2 separate regions of the Homo sapiens genome follow, and region 2 is linked to region 1. The links are chromatin contacts, found by Hi-C or POLR2A ChIA-PET in ENCODE. All regions are on one chromosome and are shown on one strand. The core of a region is the stretch at or near the end of the contact, and the rest is flanking DNA. Distances in the headings are between cores, read along the strand shown. Region 1 has its middle 20 kb from the start of STAT4. Region 2 has its middle 28 kb from the start of MYO1B.

Evidence for each region. A loop is a pair of places that touch in the nucleus more often than their neighbours do. ChIA-PET counts read pairs that join two places held with the same protein, here RNA polymerase II (POLR2A). Pooled maps may share reads with other maps.
Region 2: a map of mammary epithelial cell shows a loop between it and region 1 (8-fold over the local background). The contact joins two enhancer-like sites. A Hi-C loop is called at or near these places in 41 of 168 maps with a recorded cell type or tissue (B cell, CD8-positive, alpha-beta T cell, Caco-2 and 26 more), 19 of 37 single-sample maps with no recorded cell type and 33 of 50 pooled maps. POLR2A ChIA-PET finds 5 or more read pairs at or near these places in 15 of 52 experiments (A549, AG04449, AG04450 and 11 more).

The regions. Positions count from the first base shown.
Region 1 is chr2:191,169,082-191,172,048 of GRCh38, reverse strand. No RefSeq gene overlaps it. Among named protein-coding and RNA genes, the nearest start is that of STAT4, 20 kb to the right of the region's middle. Within about 2 kb of position 1,633, at least 4 of the 41 ENCODE cell types and tissues checked have a DNase peak (open chromatin) inside an H3K27ac peak, as active enhancers do; they include PC-3, PC-9 and mammary epithelial cell, where a contact is called at or near this core.
Region 2 is chr2:191,216,124-191,218,966 of GRCh38, reverse strand. No RefSeq gene overlaps it. Among named protein-coding and RNA genes, the nearest start is that of MYO1B, 28 kb to the left of the region's middle. Within about 2 kb of position 1,251, at least 7 of the 41 ENCODE cell types and tissues checked have a DNase peak (open chromatin) inside an H3K27ac peak, as active enhancers do; they include PC-3, PC-9 and mammary epithelial cell, where a contact is called at or near this core.

The sequences.
Region 1 (2,967 bases), core at 384-2,883:
TAAAAGGAGAGAGGCTAGTCTGGACAGAGCATTTTGTGGGACACAGATTTGATTGTAAGCCAACTATTTTAAAAATCCTCATTCTTGCAAGCTAGCACATGACCTCTTTCCTAAGGGTGAGGAGATTCCAGAGGTACATATTTGCCATCTGGAGTGGATGCAAATTCTAGTGCAATTCATCTAGAAACCTGCATCATTGAAATTAATCATCATGTTGAACAAGGAGAGCATGCTGGGGCAGGGAGGTCAGTTTCACTTGATAAGAATAGAATGCACATTCTAGCTGGGAATGTGCTGACATTCATTGCATTCAGGAAAATTCTACACAAAGCCTCTCTCTCTGGAGAGGATTCCTGAGAAAGAGAAGGGCTCACTGTGTGGCATAGAAATGAGAACCCCCTCAAAGCCCTGGCTTTTGAAGGTATCCAGAATCACAGTGATTCAATGCCATTGGATACTGCTCTTTTTCTTCCTGGGAGGGAAACATCAGTCCATCAGTTCAAACCCTACAGGGTTTTCTGTGTTTGTCCTAATCATGTTAGAAGCAGAACGCCTAGTTAGTAATCAAGCACCAGTTGGAGCTGTTTCCTACCAAACGTATGGTTTTGATTTTGAAGCCCTCCATTCATTGTTCTTTAGCACTGTGAAGGGCTTGTAACCAGCTAACTGCTTCTCCTACTTTGGTCTGGGGAACTAAATGCAAATCTGGCTGATACTTCAGATGGGCTAGGGCCAAATTTTGTTGGTTTTTGTTAATGCTGTTACTTATTTTTGAAAGAGGTGTGGACAAAAAAAAAAGGGCAAAAGTTGGAATGGTATTTGAAGTTTGCTCGTGGTGTTTTAGGGAAACAGGAACATATCACTATAAAAGACATTTCCTTCAATATGGGTAAGAGTTCCTCATTGATTCAACTGAGCTCTTGAAATCTGAAATGTTTAGGGAGCAGTAGAAATTTGATAAGGGATCATAGACTCAAGGGGATGAGAGAAGATTTGAAAAGTCATCGAATATAACTCCTTGATTTAGTAAAACCATAATTCGTAGTTTTCCTCTGATGAGTCACGGCCAGGAAGTAGATATTGTAGATGAGTCTGGGTCCTTGCACTTCTCAGCTTCTGTCATTTACAAATTCTACTTTGATGTCTCTGAAGATGACATCTGAATGTGCATGTGCAGAAGAAGTGGCATTGAATAGAACTGGTTTAAAATCCCTAATTTGCTACTTAATTGCTGTTTGAATTTGCATAAGTTATTGAACCCTCTAACCCTCAATTTCCTCATCTATAATATGGGATAATAATAACTACGCTGCAGGGATCATTTTAAAACTAAATTAGATAATGCCGTATGATATCTATATCTATATTCCTACTTTCCACCATACACAGCACTAATTTTTAAAATAAAATTAAAACAAAAATATAATCTATAATATTTGAATGTAAACTTAAGATAATGGATGCTGTTTTGCTGAAATTAAATGCATTTACACAGTGAATTTGAAAGTTTGTTTGAGTTTAGTAAGCCAGTAACATCAAATTCCACTGTGTAAGTGTCCTGGAATTTAATCAGAACCCAGAGATCTCTCAGCCTGTTTGCCATTATTTGCCATCGCATAATGGGTTGCCAGGTGCAATTTCACCTCTGTCTGAGACCATTGCTTGGATCAAAGAGGGCTCTTGTTTATCCAGCTCCCTATGAGACCAGGCAGGGCCAGTGGTGACCCTCCAAGCTGAGCTCAGCCAGAGGGAACCTGTGTCTTGGTGCTCAGTTCTGAACAGTCTCATAGACCCCCATACTTGAGTGGGCTTAGGGACCCATACCCTTCTAAAATCCACTGAGAAATCCTCAACAGAGGAGTTATGTGTTAACTTTATCTTTTAGAGGAATCATGTTGGCAGCAGCTTGAGGATAGGCTGGAGTGGCTAAGAATGACAAGGGAGTGGCAATTGAATCGTAGAAATACTTCAAACTCAGGCACCTCGCATTTAAAACACCACAGCACTTCCACGCATCACCAGCTTTACCTGCTTCTATTTTCCAGTATGAAGCTTCTGCTCCTGCCAATATGTTCTGTTTGACCTTCCCTGAATACACACTGGGTTTCCCTGCCTATTCAGCCCGTACTTATGTCTTTCTCTTCACTTATATATTCCTCTAGTCCTTATCAAAAATCCTAACCGTTCTTTTAGGGTCCATCTTCTTCACTCAGTCTTTCTTAGTTTGTTCAAATTACCTAATATGATTCATAAATTACCTTGTATTGAGGTATTTATGTTCCATACTGTGACTTGTCTCTTCCAGCAATTGGGTTCAAATGTGATGGCAGGCACACCTCTTGCACAAGCTGGTATTTTACCTGATTTTAACCTATGATGGCTCATTGTTCAATGTTGGCACTCTATAACTTGCTGAATAAATAGATGACTAAATAAACCACCCATTGACTCATCTTATAGGCACCCCTATATAGCTGTAAGGGAATTATTTAGTAACTGCTTAAAATGTATCTAAATTGGATGTTTTACATTAGGTTCATAAGTGAAAAGCAAGCTTGTCAGAGATCTTCAAATGAAGCTTATTTAATGAGTTATTTTTTAAAATCCTATACAACAATGGAAAACCACAGTAAGTGGGTGTGATGGTAGTTCAAGAGTAACATTTTACTGATTTATAAGAAGAGTAAAAAATAGAAGTGAACAGTGAAAAGACTGAAATCATTTTTCCTCCATATGTTTTGTTTTATGTTTGCTTTTGCTTCTGGACATGACACAAACGAAGTTGCAGATAAAAGATAGCACCTTTAGTTGGTAAGAACAGGGCACTGATTAGCAGCAATATATTGAAACTATATAAAGCAATGAGTTTAAAAGTACTTTAGGAAACCTGAGGTCTTTAATCAAGGCTGCAACTGTAAGTTTTTTAAAAAGCCAAAAAAGAAGCCAAGTCTTTAGTAAAAGGGCTGT
Region 2 (2,843 bases), core at 2-2,501, 47 kb before region 1:
TAAAGGGTCACATAATTAATTCCATTTCATAGAACATTTATCTGGGCCCTCTGTGAGCAGAGAGGACTGTTAAACCAGGCAATTGAAAATGAAGTAGGTATAGTGATTGTCCCCATTTCACACATGAGGATCTTGGAGCACAGAAAGGTTAAGTAACTTGCCCAAGTCATACAACTAGTGACTGGTAGGCCTAGGATTTGAAGAAACCTGTATTTGAATTTGGATTTGAAACAGAACCCTACATCCATCAACTACACCGTACTGCTATGCAGCTGAGAACTTCCTCTCCTTTATAGCAAAATAGGCAGGATGCACTTGTGGGTGTCTGACAGCTCCTCAACTCACCCTGGATAAAAAGCTGTAGGCCCAGGAAACTAAAGGTCAGTACTTGAATCTTTTTGCCAAGGGTGCTGACAACACAATCAGAAGTGTTTCCCCCTCAACTTCTGCCCCTCATCTAGAGGGATGAGTGCCACCTGGTGGACATAGTTTTGCGCTATCTTAACTCCTCCACAATACGACGTATTTAACTGTGAATGTAGCTCCAACATAAACATCCACGTAGGAATGAACTAAATAGACTGTTATGCATTGATAAACTTAGGCACTGTGATGGGCTTCTGAGGGATGAATTCCTCTTTTTTTCTCTTTCTGTTTGCATTTAATTTTTGTTGAGTCTACAATGAAGTTTAATTAAAAACAAATAGAAGGGACTTTTTTTGTCATCGCCATTCAGCACCTTTGTCTTTTTTAACACTAAGAGAGGAAACTTATAAGCAAGTAGACTTAAATTATCTGCCATGTTTTCTTTATTTGTAAAATGGGCTGGTAGTGAGGGACTGTATAAAATGATGGGACAGTGCCCAGGACACAATAAGCATTCAGTAAGTGTTGTCTATTATTTTTATTATCCCACAGAAAAATGGGATTCCTTTCTAGAGGTTAAGACAAAGATAAACATTTCGATTTCTGGGATGCTCCAGCATTATTCCTTTTGAAAACAAAGATAGCACAAGAGAGAAGCTTAAATATTACAACTAGGCATCAAATTATGGATTAAAGTTTTCATTTATTCTACATATATTTCCTGATTCTCTACTGTATGCTAAGACAGGCTGGAAAGCAATGGTGAGGGACAAGGGTTCATCCCCCCAAATAACTTAGAGTCTAGAGACAGATTTTATTTGCCACCAGAGGTGACTAAGCAGTTTTATGGGGAAGGTTAGTGAGAGATGAGGTCACAGTTGTAGTTGGAGAGGTGGAGTTTGTTCCTAGTAGTCGTGGTTAATGCTCCCCCTCCTCCAGAGGCATCCTCCCTTTCCAGGTAATTTACTTTACCACCTAAAATTCCTCTCCTTTTCAACAACTGCCAACTAATACATGCCAAGATATTAACTATTACCTTTTAAGCTATTACTTAGTTACATAATCCTTCAAAAGAGTATCTGGATTTTAAGAGAGGACTCTAGAAGAGTTTCTCACAGTCTGGGCTCCCAATAAAAAGACCACCAAATGTACTTTTTGACCTTAAAATTTTTAGTTAAAAAGTTAGCTCAACAAATACACAAACAAAACCCTCAGGTAATAGGTGAAGCATCTATAACCTGGTCTACAGGATGGTGGCCAAATATTCATTAGAAAAATGAAATTAACAATGAATTTTAGTAAGTGGCACAATTTCATGTACTAGTAGATGTGAAAGGGCTTTAAAAAGGAAAAAAAAACCTATGCAAATACATTATATTATTTTCCCCACTGCATGCATAGTCATGCTTGCAATGCCATGGATATTGAGAGGTTCAATTTGGGACCTTAGGTCCAGATATCATGGTTATAATAAAATTCAAAACCAAACTAAGCTAAACAATCATATAAATGACCAGTCATATAAATCATAGAAGTCATATAAATGACTTCCATAAAAAAAAAAAAACAGGGTTGCTTTTATAAGATAAATACTGCCCAAATTTCTGAAAAGATCTCTCTGGATAAAGCATTGGGTAAAAGATTTAATTATGCCTCTGTTACTTTTCAGTACCAAACAATAGATCACAACTCATAAACAGCTTTCTGTTCTGATTTAAACATTAAAATGGTTTTTTTGTCATTTTTGTCAGCTTATCTGTCTGCTTCGTGTCTTGTCCTTCCCCTCCTCCCCATCAATCATCGGGAGGTTAAAAAATTTTAAAATACAAATAAAATATTCAGAGGAGAAAATGCCAGAGTACAAGTATATATTAAAATAAAATTAATGGCTGGGTGAATAGGGATGCAGAAGAAATATGTGCCAACCCATAAAAGTGGCCACTAAATCCCGAATGCATTATGTCTTGTTAGGATTAGGTCATAGATCTAGGATCAAATAATAGATGCTAAGATCTCATTTTTTAAAATCCTTCAAACCACCAAATCCCTTTCTTCACTAGGCTCCCCACCCCAAGTTTTTGAAAATTTCCACGGGGGAGAATGGGACAACGGAGTCACAACCATCAAGTTCTCTGATCACAGTGACCCACACCCTCCCTCCTTTTTCCAATCAGTTCAGCTTTGGGGGAGATGAATAGATAGAGGACCCTGTTATAAACTGTTTGACATTTCCCCAAATTGCCCAGTCCCTTAGGAAAGCATTGTGGCATTATCAGGGTGCTGAGTACAGAACTTTTACATAATAGGCACTAAATAAATGTTAGTTTAATGGAATTAAATAGTCTAAGAGGCCTACAGCCAAGTGATGATATGCAGAACCACTGGGGCCTGTTTGAATCCCACTACTGCTGAATGATGCTAATTTATCCTAGACATTTTATCTCCTAGCGACTGGGTTTCCTAGTCTGTAAGACAGT